5 separate regions of the Homo sapiens genome follow, and regions 2, 3, 4 and 5 are each linked to region 1. Evidence: chromatin contacts called from ENCODE Hi-C or POLR2A ChIA-PET data. All regions are on one chromosome and are shown on one strand. Each heading gives the region's core, a stretch centred on a gene start or an enhancer-like site at or near the end of the contact. The rest is flanking DNA. Distances are from core to core; before and after follow the strand shown. Region 1 holds the start of ZNF414 (zinc finger protein 414). Region 2 holds the start of XAB2 (XPA binding protein 2). Region 3 overlaps PRR36 (proline rich 36). Region 4 holds the start of ZNF317 (zinc finger protein 317). Region 5 holds the start of MAP2K7 (mitogen-activated protein kinase kinase 7).

Region 1 (2,715 bases), core at 107-2,606:
TCTCTCTGCACCACTCCCATGGCCCTGCGTGACCTGCCGCGCACCATATTCGCTTTCTGACCTCCACACCCCGCCTCCACTCTGCTCCAGTGGTGCCCTGGCCACCTCGCTGCTCTTTGACCAAAATAAGCCCGTCCTGCCCCACTCCAGGACATCACCACCAGCTATCCGGTAGAGCCCCCTGCTCCTCGGGCTTTCCACCAGCTCACTCCTTGATCATCTGGAGACAGCTCCGAAGTCACCTCCTCAGAGTGGCTTCCCTGACCCATCACTTCGACATTTCATTGTTTCCTTCATTGCTCTGAATAGGACAAAAGATTGTTTTTGCACTTGTTGATTTACTATTTCCCCATTTTTATTTAACTTTTAGAGATGGGGGTCTCGCTTTTTCGACCAGGCAGGAGTGCAGTGGTGCCATCACGCTCACTGCAGCCTCGACGTCCCTGGCTCGAGCGATGCTGTTTCCCCATTTTAAAATGTGAGTGCAAGGGGAGGCGAGGTGGCTCACGCCTGCAATCCTAACATTTGGGAGGCCAAGGCGGGAGGATCGCTTGAGCCCAGGAGTTTGAGACCGGCCTGGGCAACACACAGAGAGACCCTGTCTCTAAAAAGAATTTAAAAATTAGCTGGGCATGGTGGCACACGCCAGTAATCCCAGCTACTCGGGAGGCTGAGATGGGAGGATCGCCTGAACCCAGGAGGTCAAGGCTGTAGCGAGCTATGATCGCATCACTGCACTCCAGCCTGGGCGACAGAGCAAGACCCTGTCTCAACACTATAAAAAATAAAGAACTGGCCGGGCGCGGTGGCTCACGCCTGTAATCCCAGTACTTTGGGAGGCCGAGGCGGGTGGATCACCTGAGGTCAGGAGGTGACGACCAGCCTGGACAACATGGTAAAACCCAGTCTCTACTAAAAATACAAAAAATTAGCCAGACGTGGTGGTGGGCGCCCGTAATCCCAGCCACTTGGGAGGCTGAGGCAGAAGAATCGCTTGAACCCAGGAGGCGGAGGTTGCAGTGAGCCGAGATCGCGCCATTAAACTCCAGCCTGAGCAACAAGAGCGAAACTCTGTCTCAAAAAAAAATAAAAAATATAAAGAAAGAACTGCTGTTTATCGCCTGTCCAGGGCTGATCTTGGGACAAGACTAGAGGGATGAAGGTGCCCACTTTGAAGACTAGGACAGCGAGGTCATCCCGGATCTCCGTGCACGGAGTCTGCTGAAGTGCGCGCTGACTGCCCGGGGATAGATAGCAAGATTGCACCAGCGTCCGACCTGAGCTCCAGGGTGACTCTGCCCTCAGGCCCCGCCCCCTCTCCGAGCGCCCTGCGCAGGCCCCGCCCCCAGTCTCGCGAGAGCTGAGAGGTGGAAAATGGCGCTGACGTGAGCGCGAACTCGCACTGCCCAGAGGGTGGCCGCCGCCTAAGCTGCAGCCGCCGGAGCCGCAGAAACAAGAGGCCGAGCCGTGTCGAAGATGGTGAGCGCGGCACCGGGGTCGCGGGCGCGGCGGAGCTGCGGGGACTGGCGGGGAGCGGCCCTGTCGCGCCTACAGCCTCCGGCCGACCCCGCCCCCACATCCGGGCACCCGTCCGCCGCTGGCTGTCACTCGGAGAGCGCCCTACTTCCGGGCCCGGCCCGGAATGGACCACGCCCGTCAGGCTAGGACTCCGCCCCTAAACTTCTTACATCCGGGCCCCCAGCACCTCCAAGATTGTCCACACTGCTCGAGGCCGGCCGGTCTCGGTCCTCAGACAATCCATGTCTAGCTCCTCTAGCATCTTCCCAGTCCATGCCTGCCCATAGCCCCGCCTCCGTAGCCTTGGCCCCGCCCACTCCCTCTAGGCCACGCTTGTGTGCATACTGGGGCTCCCACCTATCCTAGTTGAGGAGAGCAGATGTTTCTCCCGTATGCATAAGGAGCTCAATCCGGGCCAGTGCAGTGGCTGACGACTCTAATCCCAGCACTTTGGGAGGCTGAGGCAGGAGGATCACTTGAGACCAGGGGTTCAAGACCAGTGAGGGCAACATGGCGAGACCCCATCTTTATAAAAAGAAAAAAAGAGCTTAGTCCACCCTTACGTATTCCCCTATCCTCTCCTGCTGGTGATTCCTTAGGATGGGGGCCGACTGGGTTGACCCAGAGCCCAGAAGGGTTCTCTCCGCCTCTTCCTTCCACCAGGAGGAGAAACCCTCAGGGCCCATCCCAGACATGCTGGCCACTGCAGAGCCCAGCTCCAGTGAGACCGACAAGGAGGTGTTGTCCCCGGCTGTGCCAGCTGCAGCCCCTTCCTCCTCCATGTCGGAGGAGCCAGGCCCTGAGCAGGCAGCCACACCGCCAGTGTGGGAACGTGGAGGGGCTGGAGGGATGCAGCAGGGCTCCTCCCCAGCCCCAGACAGCTGCCAGCCTGGCCCCGGACCCAGCCCTGGCCTGACCAGCATAGTCTCCGGGACCAGCGAGGACCTGCGGCCTCCCAGACGACGCCCACCTCCAGGTGATCTGTGATGGGGTCTTCTGGGGAATCACAGTCCCTGAAACAATAGAAGCGAGACGTAGAGAATCTCTAACCTCAGGGCCTTTCTAGAGGGATGCCACTCATCATTTTACGGAGCAGCCGGTGGATGCCAGGCTGTGGCTCCAATGGTGAGCCTGGCCAGTCCAGCCCCTGCACTGTGGCAGACCAGTCTGTTGTGGTAGGCAGAGAGTAAAGGCCCC
Region 2 (2,715 bases), core at 1-2,500, 880 kb after region 1:
GAGCCAAAGGCCTCCAGAGCCCCACATCAGGGCAGGGTCGGCTTATGGGAGGCAGACATTAGTCCCCAGCAGACTGCTGCCCCACACCCTCTCCCACCCCTGGAATGAACCCTCAAACACTCCTCTTATGCCCACCTTGCGCTGTATGACATCGTCCTCAAACCACTCGGCCTGATTGGAAACCCAGAACATAGCCACAGGGAAAGTGAGGTAGATTATCATCTGGAATGGCAGAGGGTGGGTGAGGTGAGCTCCCCCCAAGCAATGTGCAGAGGCTCCTCAGAGCCTGGGGGACCCATCCTACTGCAGAGTCCAGAAGCGCCTCGTTACGGCCGACCCAAGAATCCCAGAACTCCCACCAAGGGTACAGAAACCTCGCACCCTAAAACCTAACTCCTATAATCCAGGAGGCCTCATTCCTGAAAGTTCCCTCTGAGCTGGAGTCTTCCTCTCAAACACAGACAGACACACAGACGCCCCAGCTACAATCAAAAGCATCTCCTCGAGACCTCATTACCCATCCCCACTTAAGATCCCGGGAGCACCCCCAAACCCAGGAGGCGTCACTCTTCAACTCCACTTCTCGAAGTCTAGGAATCTCCCTGTCATAGACACCCACCCACCACGAGCCCGAGAGCTCCCCCAGGATCTTAAGTCTTCCTTCTTTAGAGCCCCCTTCTCAGCTCACCCCTCTCTGAGGTCCTTCCTCGGACCAGCCCTCTCACAGCCCCCAAACCCAGAAGCCCAAATCCGAGAACCCCCCCAGCCCAGCGTCCCCTCTCCTGGATTTCCAACCAGAAAGGTTCCTCTCAAATCTTAAGAGCTTTCTCCTTGGAGCTCCCTCTTCCTTTGAAGTCCCCCCATTTCCAACCTCATCTTCAGATCCAGGAAGATCCCCTGCCCAGCCTCCCAACCCACTCCTGTGTCCACTGACCCGAAATATCTCCAGCTTCACCCCCATCTCGTTTCTCCCGGTCAACAAAGCCAGTTCCGCCCAAAGCCGACCCTCCAGCAAGACAGAAGCTCACTGGTGTTTTGCACGCTCCATTGCTGAAGCTGATTGGCCAATGTGTATCCTGATGGCGCATCTTCTGGCGCCTCTATTCTGCTTCCGGTCGCTGGCGTCGTCGAAAAGAAGTCAATAACGTGGGCCTGTCCGTCAAAAATGATTTAACCAATAGAAAACGGGTCTGGCTCGGAGGGGCGGGCCGTCAGTGGTAGACGTCATAAGCGCGCGACTCTCTCCTGTACCTGGGCATCCAGAAAAATGGTGGTGATGGCGCGACTCTCGCGGCCCGAGCGGCCGGACCTTGTCTTCGTGAGTCCACAGAGGAGCCGGGGGTGGCCTGCGTTGGGGCATTGGGACCTGGACGCCGCAGGGGATCGAGGCTGGGTCGGCAAGGAGATTTAGGCCGAAACTGCCAGGCCAAGGTCTGGGAACCCTAATGGGCCAGAGACCGGATCGTCATGTCCGCACCGAACTGTCCAGGAGTAAAAATATGGTGTTGTATCTTCGGGTCTGAGTAGAAAACCACTGTCGAAGGGAAGCGTCTAGCCTCCCGAACCAGGGGCGGAAATGGGGGCGTGCAGGGAATGGGAGAGGAGGAAGATCGCATAACTGAACCTTGAGAGGTGAAGATCGGTGTCTGAAGTAAAGGCTTGCTTACGAGGCCAGGGTTCTGGTTTCTGGGATGAAGGCTTGGTTTTCTGGATAGCGGTCTCTAGGCCTGGACTGCAGCATGACAGTTTCTGGGGTGGTGGCCAGGCTAGAAGAACCCTGGTGATGTGGAGCTTGTCAGGCGATGGCCAGTGAAATACTTACTCTCTGGAGTAGAGGCGTGACATCTTCACCAGATTCTTGGTGTGCAGAGTTAAAGGCTTGGCTTCTGGTGTATAACTCCTCCTGTGAGATAAAGGCCTAGCTTTTAATTTCTGGGGCAGAGTTGAGCTAGACGCTGGCTAGTGGGATCCTGGGGGCGGGGCTAGTGGCTTGGAATCTGGACCTGAGAGCCCTGGTGGCTGGGGTAAAGATCTGGTCATCTGGGCCTGGGGTGGAGATGGGTCAGATGGTGACAGTGGGAGTCTGAGGGGCCAAAGGCCTGGTGTCTGGGAAGAGGCACGTTTTGAAGAAGTGGGGTCTGGTGTCCAGGACTGGCATCTGGGCCAGGGCCTTGGTATCTAAGGAGTCTGACCATCTGGGGCAGAAAGCGAGTGGTGATGCGGACTCATTCCTGGCCCAGAGCCCTAATGACTGAGAAGTCTGATGATTTGGGTTCGATTTTGGGTAGTTGAATTCTGAGGGGTAAAGGTCTGGGCCACTGTCTTGGTGTCGGGCATCTGGTTTGGTGCCTGGGCATCTGGTGACCTGACTTCCTTGGTGGGTGGTGGGATCTAGGTAAAAGTCCGGAGTTTGGACCTGAGCCCCAGCAGTGGGATGGTGCTGCACACAGGCTCTGAGGGTAGGCCTCTCTTCTTCCCATTCCCTGGCCCTGGCAGGAGGAAGAGGACCTCCCCTATGAGGAGGAAATCATGCGGAACCAATTCTCTGTCAAATGCTGGCTTCGCTACATCGAGTTCAAACAGGGCGCCCCGAAGCCCAGGCTCAATCAGCTATACGAGCGGGCACTCAAGCTGCTGCCCTGCAGGTGGGAATGGCTCCAGCTGCCCTGCCCACCAGCCCCCACCCCACCTGGTCCAGTTATAACAAAACTGCCA
Region 3 (2,715 bases), core at 107-2,606, 640 kb after region 1:
CTGCAGACAGCTTCTGCTCCCCTGACCACACCCCCTCTGGAGAACCTACCTTCTCTAGCCCCGCCTCCTCTGCAGACAGCTTCTGCTCCCCTGACCACACCCCATCTGGAGACTCCACCTTGTCCAGCCCCATGCCCTCTGCAAGCACCACCTTCGCCATTGACCACGCCCCCTCCGGAGACGCCCTCTTCCATAGCCACGCCTCCTCCACAGGCCCCACCTGCTCTGGCCTCACCCCCTTTGCAGGGCCTGCCCTCTCCCCCTCTGTCTCCTTTGGCCACGCCCCCTCCACAGGCCCCACCTGCCCTGGCCTTGCCTCCTCTGCAGGCCCCTCCCTCTCCCCCTGCCTCACCCCCTCTGTCTCCTTTGGCCACACCCTCTCCACAGGCCCCAAATGCTCTGGCAGTGCACCTTCTGCAGGCCCCTTTCTCTCCCCCTCCCTCACCCCCAGTGCAGGCCCCTTTCTCTCCCCCTGCCTCACCCCCAGTGTCTCCTTCGGCCACGCCCCCTTCACAGGCCCCACCCTCTCTAGCCGCACCTCCTCTGCAGGTCCCACCCTCTCCCCCTGCCTCTCCCCCAATGTCTCCTTCAGCCACGCCCCCTCCACAGGCCCCACCCCCTCTCGCTGCGCCTCCTCTGCAGGTCCCACCCTCTCCCCCTGCCTCTCCCCCAATGTCTCCTTCGGCCACGCCCCCTCCACGGGTCCCACCCCTTCTTGCCGCTCCTCCTCTGCAGGTCCCGCCCTCTCCCCCTGCCTCACTCCCAATGTCTCCTTTGGCTAAGCCCCCTCCACAGGCCCCACCTGCTCTGGCCACACCTCCTCTGCAGGCCCTTCCCTCTCCGCCTGCCTCATTCCCTGGGCAGGCCCCTTTCTCACCCTCTGCCTCACTCCCAATGTCTCCTTTGGCCACGCCTCCTCCACAGGCCCCACCTGTTCTGGCAGCGCCCCTTCTGCAGGTCCCTCCCTCTCCCCCTGCCTCACCCACCCTGCAGGCCCCACGCCGCCCCCCGACCCCGGGTCCGGATACCTCCGTCTCGGGCCCACGGCTGACCCTGGCGTTGGCCCCCGGCCCGCCGCCGCCGCCCTCGCGCAGCCCGTCCAGCACGCTGAGCGGCCCAGACCTGGCCGGCCACAGCAGCAGCGCCACGAGCACGCCAGAGGAGCTGCGTGGCTACGACAGCGGGCCCGAGGGCGGTGCCGCAGCCTCCCCGCCCCCCGACGCAGAGCTCGCCGCTTGCCACCCGGCTGCCTGGAGTCGAGGCCCCGCTCCGCCGCTGGCTTTCCGCGGAGCCCCAGGTAAGGGGCACCCCAGACCCGGCCTGGCTGTGGGCGGGGTCGGAGGCGAGGCTTCGCAGCTCAGGGGCGGGACAGCTGGGTCCGGGGCGGAGCTTAGACAAGGAGGCGGGACCTTGAGGCAGGGGCGGGGCTTATCACCCCCACGGCCCACCTGGCGTCTCTCCCCGCAGGTGCGCCCCTGCCGTGGCCTCCCGCTACCGGACCGGGCTCTGCTGACGGTCTGTGCACCATCTACGAGACTGAAGGGCCCGAGTCGGCGACCCCCGCCCCTGGCGCACTGGATCCGGGGCCCAGTCCCGGCACGAGCGGTGGGAAGGCGGCGGCTGGGGCCGGGGCCGGGGCGTCCTCGCGGAGCCCGAAGCAGGCGCGCCTGGGCGAGCTGCCACTGGGGGCGCTGCAGGCGAGCGTCGTGCAGCACCTGCTGAGCCGGACGCTGCTGCTGGCGGCTGCCGAGGGTGCCGCGGGCGGCAGCGGCGGGGGCCCAGGAGGTGCGGAGGGTGGTGGCGTCACAGGGGGCGCCCGGGCTGCACTCAGCGACGCCGAACTCGGCCGCTGGGCCGAACTACTGTCTCCCCTGGACGAGTCCCGTGCCAGCATCACCTCGGTCACCAGCTTCTCTCCGGACGACGTGGCCTCCCCGCAGGGTGACTGGACCGTGGTGGAGGTGGAGACCTTCCACTGAGCCAGACCACAGCCCCGCCTGCTACACCCCACCCCTGCCTTAGGATCCGCCCCTCCGGGTACGCCGTTTGTTTTAGACCCCGCCTCCACTGCCCTGGAGCCCCGCTGGGTGGATTAGTCTTAGCTCCCTAGAGCCTGAGCCTTTGGCCTCGGAGGCTCGGGACCTACCCACAGCTTTGACCTAGGCCCGCCCCTCGAGCTCCGCCCCTTTGGCCTAGGACACGCCCCGTTTCCCCGAGTCCCGCCCCGTGTGCAGTGTATTGCCCACCCCGCACAGCCTGAGTTTGCAATAAAACTGGGACACTGGGACTTGCACACCTTCGCTGTCACAGAGAGGACTGGGGCTGGGGGCCTCCAGCAGGCTGAGCGGCGCGGGGGGCCAGGCCAGATAAGGCCTTGCTGGCGGCTGTGCTCGAACCGGTTGGAGCTCTGGATAAAGTGCGGTTTTCCTCTTCTGGGAGAGAAGGGGCAGGCCAGGTGGGGCTAGGGCGGGGCCATGCCGAGTCCCGGCCATCTGGTGCCGCGCACCCATCCACGTGTGTGAACTTGGGCTTCTTGGTATCCGACTTCTGGTGGAAACGTTCGGTGCAGGAGGGGCCTGGCAGGGGCTGTGCGCCCGAGTGGATGAGTCAGTGCGTGGCCGAGGTGAAGGAGCGACTGGAACCCTTTTCTATTCTATTCTAATTCTTTTTTTTTTTTTTTTTTTTTTTTTGACGGAGTCTCCCTTTGTCGCCAGG
Region 4 (2,715 bases), core at 80-2,579, 630 kb before region 1:
GCATAAAAACGACAATATTCCCAAAGTTCAAATATAGATTCACCACAACTTGAAAACAAAAGTCCAGTATGTGGAATTTGGTGAACTGACTAGAATTTAAGCCATGACATTCCTGAAAAAGAATGGCTAGGTGTAAGTACTTCATCTACAAGATATTTAGAAATCTCTAAATTACAAAGGTGTGCTTGAATCAATACAGAAAAAGATTGTTTCCAAAAATACTGAAGCGCCTGAGTTCATTCACAAATAATTACCAAAATTTAGGAAATATATTTTCTGGAAAAGATGTATACGCAGTCAAATCCACGGAGACAGTATTGGTGGGAGAGGAGGATGCAGTTTAGAAGAGGCACACAGCTTTCTGAGATTTAATAATCTCTTTCTTGGCCTGGTTTGTAAATTCGCTTTACTGTTGTCCTTTTAAGTGTGTGTAAGTCTGCGTGTGTGTGTAATCATACTTTTTTTGCATGTATGTCCTATTTTCCAGTGTTAAAATATGTGCATAGGAAAGGACACACCACAAAATAAGACGGTAAAATTCAATGGAAAATATTAATAATCACGATAAGTATAACTGGACTAACTCAAGTTAATTAACAAAATGTTGAACTGAATAGTAAATATACATATAGGCTATTTACAAGAGTCCACTAAAATTAAAATAAATAAAAAAGTGCAACCAGAAGGTCTTAAATTAAAAATATAAAAGGTACTCAAGGTAAGTGCTAATAAGAACACCAATGTGCTGACATTCACGAGATAAAATTGACTACAGCGCAGAAAGAAGGTGATTTCTCCTCGCGATGTCCAAATCCTGACGCCCCCCAATCTCCTGAACTGCCCCCAAACTCTTGAATTCACTTCAGCCGGGCTTTTCCGCCCCCACCAGAGACTTAGGGCTTTTCAGGATCAGGTGACCAATGCTTCTCTCATCACTAGCTGCAATGGTCCAATTTTATCCTTCGCGTCCCCAGCTTTTCATATCGCTGATCGCGAGATCTAAACGCACCCCTCGTCTGGATGCCTAGCTCTTTAGCCCCCGACCCTCGTACCCTCTTAGTCCTCACCGCCAGATAGGCCTCCCGTGACCCCTGGAACTGAGGGGGAGAAGGGTTAAGGAAAGCAGGGCTTACACGACTGGGAATAGGATCGGGGGAGCGGAGGTGACGGAAGCCGCCGCCGATGCGAAGAGAAGTTCATACGGGAGGTCCAGTCTGGCGTGGGGACACGAGGGGTCCCCAACAGGCCGAAAGAATTCGCCGCTGACCCCTCCTTGGCCCATGTGTCTCGGGGCAATCGACTCCAGAGAGTAATGGCTTCCGCTTCACTGCCGCCTTCCAATTCTCGCGGGACTTCATTGGCGGCGTCTAATACGGAAGCGGGGCGGAGAGGATGCTGGGAATTGTAGTTTTGAAGTTTGGATTGGCATGGCGGCCGTGCCCCGGTGGAATCTGACGGTCCAGCATATTTCTCCAATTTCTACTCAAGACTCAAATTTTCAACCACAACCCACAGCATTTTGTAGCCATCGTAGTGGTAAAGGTTGAATCAGGCAAGAATTGTCATCTACATGACACAACTGGGGGACATTTGCATGACGAGCAGAATATTTGAATTGCCTTAAATGCCTCTCTATAAACTGCTCGTATGTTGGAATGGAGAAAAAGTAATAGAAATTGTACAGCGAAGAAATTGGACAACATCTGGACCAGGTGATCAAATCAATATCACCAGTGAGGGTCAGATGGAGACCACGTGCCTCTGAATGACACCTTGGGAAGGGCGTAAAATCACCATCACCTGTGTGGTGTTCATCCTGCATATCTGCTATTTTGTATTTTTTGACCCACATCTTCCCATTTTCTTCCCCAACTGCCTCATTCTTTATTTCTGTGTATTTGAGCTGTCTCTCTTGATTAAAAAAAGTTCCTCATGTAAGTGACGTCATGCAATATTTTTCTTTTTGTGTCTGGCTTATTTCACTTAGCGTAATGTCCTCCAGGTCCACCCATCTTGTGATAAATGTCAGGACCTCCTTCTATTTCAAGGTTGAATAATATTCCGTTATATATATTATATGTTTTATACAATGGAATATATATTATATCATATTTATTATAATTATGTATTATGTGTATTATTACCGTATATTATATAATATATGCTAAAATAATATATGTATGTATGTTATATATATTATGGAATATATATTATATATAATATATATTATTTTAGCAGGAGGAGTCTGCATATACAAAATTCCAGAATCAGGCTGGGTACAGTGGCTCACACCTGTAATCTCAACACTTTAGGAAACCAAGGCTTCCCATGTAACCAGTAGGGGCAGAATTATATAGGCAGGAGAGACAGATGGTTAGTATTATCCAGGGCAGGTATTATAAAAGACAGAGAGAAGGAAATTTGAGGTTTTGGAAAATATATTATTGAGGGGATGGACCATGGTGCGTATATATATATATACACACACATATAAAATGTATGTATGGAATATATATGGATATAAGATATTCATATATAATATATAATCTATATTACATAACGTAATATATATTTCATAATACATAATATATACACCATAATATATAGCATATATACATATAATAATACATATAATATATAATATGTATTTCATATAGTATATTATATACATATATTACATATAATATATTACATGATATATAACATAATGGGAAT
Region 5 (2,715 bases), core at 135-2,634, 610 kb after region 1:
TTTCTCGCCTGCCATAATGACTCCATAGAGAGAACTAAATAAACTACGAAGGTCACATCAGAGGAGACAAGAGAGAATTTTACTGGGTCAAGAAAGACACAAAAAGGATCATGGGTCAGGGGTGGTGTTCACAGGGTTTGAAAATCTAATTTCCTCCAGCCCAGAGGATTTAGAGACCAGGATCTTGGGGAAAAAGCCGGGAGACTAGATATGGTCAGTGTTCCCAGGCCAGGTGTGTGTGAAGCGAGAGGTACTGATCTAGGATGACAAGGTGTCAGGGAGGTAGGTACCGAGGTGGTGGGACTGATCAGAAAGCAGGTGGATGTATGCTGGGGCGCGGCGGGAGCAGGCCTAGAGTCACACTGGCCCCAGGTGTCCCCAGGTCAGGTGGGTGTGGGTGTGAAGGGAAGGGGAGCCATCACTTGAACACAGGTGACAAAGTCACCGGGCTGGCTGGGGGTCGATGTGCATTTCTGGAGGTCAGACACCACACGCTCACCAAGATGGTGGCAGTGAAACTGGTCACAGGGATTTGCGGGGCCTGGTGTATGTGGGAGGGGGTCTGCTGAGCCCAATGCCATGGTCACTGTCGCCAAGAGGGGGAGAAGGGACCCCCTCCCGTCCCCCCACCTCAGACACGGTCACAGGGAGAGCGAGAGGGAGAATCCTCGGGTCAGAAGAGATGGGGAGGGGCTCTATGTGGTCAAGTAACCTCAGGTGTCCCCGAGCCAGGCGTGCGCGTGTGCGTAGATCGTCGCTGCACGGGGCTGACAAGCCCCCAGGCCGGGGGAGGGGGGCGCCAGACAGTCCCTGAGATGACGAGAGTGGTAGCATCAGGTCAACAGGGACGTGTCTGTGTTTTCGGGGCGACCTGGATGTGGTCACTGTCGCGTGGAGTCGGGGAAGCCCGACCCAGAGGATCACGGCGATGGGGGCGGGTCATCAGCTGGGGGCCTCGCCTGGGTCCGGGAACTGGGCTCCCAAGCCCTGAGGGTGCGAACCCCCCGGAGCTCGCCGGCTCCACGCCCCCCGGGTCACCGTGACCCTCGCCCCGCGAGCCCGCAGCGGGGGGGGCGGAGAGGAGAGCGAGCGCCCCGGAAGCGGGGGCGGGGCCTTGTGGTGGGGGCGGGGCCTCCCGCGGCGCGCGCCCCGCCCCGCCCGCCCGCCCCCTCCCCCACGCCGCCGTGCTTACTGGGCCTGGGCCGCTGGGGGCTGATATCCAGGTTGAGGTCGATCCTCCGCCGGGCCTCCCGGTTCTCCTGCTTCAGCTTTGCTTCCAGGCGGGACAGCTTCTGTTCCAGGGAGGACGCCGCCATCTTCCCCGCCGCCACCGCCGCCGCGCACCGCCCGGCCGCCCGTCAGTCCGGCAGACAAACACCGCACTGCGCCTGCGCCCGGATGACCCCGTCGAGCCGCCGTCTCGCCCCGCACCGCGCATGCCCGCGGCGCGCACCCGCCCTTCTCCGCGTGCGAACCTCCGCGCGTGCGTGCTTCGGCTCAGCCCGAAGGATGACGCCACCTAGAGCTCGAGGCAGGCAACGTGCAACCCCCGCCTTCGTCGCCACCACCACCGTAGTGCGCATGCGCCAATTCCCGATCGCTCCTGAGAGAGGCGCTGCGAGGAAACACCATTCTTCTGAGGACGGTGGGCGGGGAAAACGGCGCGCATGCTTAGCGAGGCGAAGCCGTGTTCGCCCGCGTGGCTTTTGCGCATGCGCATTCCTGGAACCTCGTTCCCAAAGCGGCAGTCGATCCCTGGTCTCCACGGCGGTGCAGCCTCAGCCTCCTCGCTTTTCACGGTCGGCTTGGGCGTCCCTTCGGAATGCCTTCCTCACTGATGGTGCTTTATTAGGATTCCTCTTGTGCTTAATTACCTCCTAGCCTCCTGCTGGCAGCGGGGTGCCGCCTCCTCACCGTAATTAGGCTCCGTCGAGAGCCCTTTCCCTTCTTGCCAGCCCCAGCAGGCTCAGAGTTGGCCGAAGCCAGGGGGGAGGGGACGGCCATGGGAACCCAGCGGTGTGACCCCTGCCCTCGGCGACGGGGCCAAGGTCAAGGCCAGAGTTGTTGGCCAGACCCACATAGAACCTCAAGACACCCCCCTTATCTCTCTCGCACCCGGAACGTGAGCCCAGCGCCTGGACGTGGAGAATTCCTATCTGAGGAGGGGCGCTGGGGTTAGGTGCCAGTGCTTGGGCCCCCGGCAGCCTAAACCACTCCTTTAAGTGGTCCGACGGGTGCTGGGGAAATGTCCCATCTGGAACCCAGGGATCCCCCCAAGAGCGGCTTCCCTCTGCTCTTAGATGCGAGAAGGAAGTTCTGATTTTGCGGACACCCGGGAGGTGGCCAGGGCCAGGCAGACTCTGCCAAGTGCCCTTCCAGCTTCTGGTCCAACGAGGGAACACTTTGGGATGAGAGTTACCGGCTTGTCGGAACTCCTCTGGTGACGATTTGTGGGTGGAGCACACACAAGTGTAGAGTTATAGCTGAGGTCTTTACCTTTCCGTCTTCCAGGCAGCCTTCTGTGCCTCTGCTCTGAGAACATGAGACTCATCCTTGATTCTGGCACACGGGTGTTACTTGGTCACATGAAATAAAAGGTTACGGGCATGGTGGTTCACGCCTGTAATCCCAGCACTTTGGGAGGCCGAGGCGGATGGATCACGAAGTCAGGAGAGGACCAGCCTGGCCAAGATGGTGAAACCCCGTGTCTACTAG

What was found. Hi-C counts contacts between places; a loop is a spot of excess contacts on that map. ChIA-PET counts read pairs that join two places held with the same protein, here RNA polymerase II (POLR2A). Pooled maps may share reads with other maps.
Region 2: a loop to region 1 is called in a pooled map, with 21 times the contacts of the local background. The contact joins the promoter of XAB2 here to the promoter of ZNF414 in region 1. A Hi-C loop is called at or near these places in 9 of 50 pooled maps.
Region 3: a loop to region 1 is called in a map of CD8-positive, alpha-beta T cell, with 8 times the contacts of the local background. The contact joins the enhancer-like site here to the promoter of ZNF414 in region 1. A Hi-C loop is called at or near these places in 1 of 168 maps with a recorded cell type or tissue (CD8-positive, alpha-beta T cell) and 5 of 50 pooled maps. POLR2A ChIA-PET finds 5 or more read pairs at or near these places in 1 of 52 experiments (activated CD4-positive, alpha-beta T cell).
Region 4: a pooled map shows a loop between it and region 1 (9-fold over the local background). The contact joins the promoter of ZNF317 here to the promoter of ZNF414 in region 1. A Hi-C loop is called at or near these places in 2 of 37 single-sample maps with no recorded cell type and 5 of 50 pooled maps. POLR2A ChIA-PET finds 5 or more read pairs at or near these places in 4 of 52 experiments (CD4-positive, alpha-beta T cell, HEK293, HepG2 and 1 more).
Region 5: a loop to region 1 is called in a map of gastrocnemius medialis, with 2.8 times the contacts of the local background. The contact joins the promoter of MAP2K7 here to the promoter of ZNF414 in region 1. A Hi-C loop is called at or near these places in 2 of 168 maps with a recorded cell type or tissue (PC-3 and gastrocnemius medialis), 1 of 37 single-sample maps with no recorded cell type and 5 of 50 pooled maps.

Annotation. Positions count from the first base shown.
Region 1 is chr19:8,512,808-8,515,522 of GRCh38, reverse strand. ZNF414 (zinc finger protein 414) reads left to right here and starts at 1,356. Exons shown (of 8, transcript NM_001146175.2): 1 at 1,356-1,479; 2 at 2,182-2,494. The coding sequence starts at 1,477. RefSeq lists a silencer at 1,346-1,655.
Region 2 is chr19:7,628,080-7,630,794 of GRCh38, reverse strand. XAB2 (XPA binding protein 2) reads left to right here and starts at 1,250. Exons shown (of 19, transcript NM_020196.3): 1 at 1,250-1,318; 2 at 2,497-2,645. The coding sequence starts at 1,268. PET100 (PET100 cytochrome c oxidase chaperone) reads right to left here and starts at 1,002. Exons shown (of 4, transcript NM_001171155.2): 1 at 935-1,002; 2 at 136-222. The coding sequence starts at 961. It also overlaps a transcript of STXBP2 not described here. RefSeq lists enhancers at 909-958, 1,219-1,338.
Region 3 is chr19:7,868,297-7,871,011 of GRCh38, reverse strand. It overlaps PRR36 (proline rich 36), which reads left to right. Exons shown (of 6, transcript NM_001190467.2): 5 at 1-1,297; 6 at 1,468-2,293. The coding sequence ends at 1,979. Among named protein-coding and RNA genes, the nearest start is that of PRR36, 4.7 kb to the left of the region's middle. RefSeq lists enhancers at 615-909, 1,409-2,170 and a silencer at 1,055-1,994. Within about 2 kb of position 1,356, at least 24 of the 41 ENCODE cell types and tissues checked have a DNase peak (open chromatin) inside an H3K27ac peak, as active enhancers do; they include CD8-positive, alpha-beta T cell, where a contact is called at or near this core.
Region 4 is chr19:9,139,011-9,141,725 of GRCh38, reverse strand. It overlaps ZNF317 (zinc finger protein 317), which reads right to left and starts at 1,329. Exons shown (of 7, transcript NM_020933.5): 1 at 1,134-1,329. RefSeq lists enhancers at 1,307-1,516, 1,567-1,666.
Region 5 is chr19:7,902,546-7,905,260 of GRCh38, reverse strand. It overlaps MAP2K7 (mitogen-activated protein kinase kinase 7), which reads right to left and starts at 1,384. Exons shown (of 11, transcript NM_145185.4): 1 at 1,193-1,384. The coding sequence starts at 1,316. LOC124904630 (a long non-coding RNA gene) reads left to right here and starts at 1,747. Exons shown (of 2, transcript XR_007067121.1): 1 at 1,747-1,840; 2 at 2,512-2,715. RefSeq lists enhancers at 342-881, 1,530-2,107 and a silencer at 823-1,172.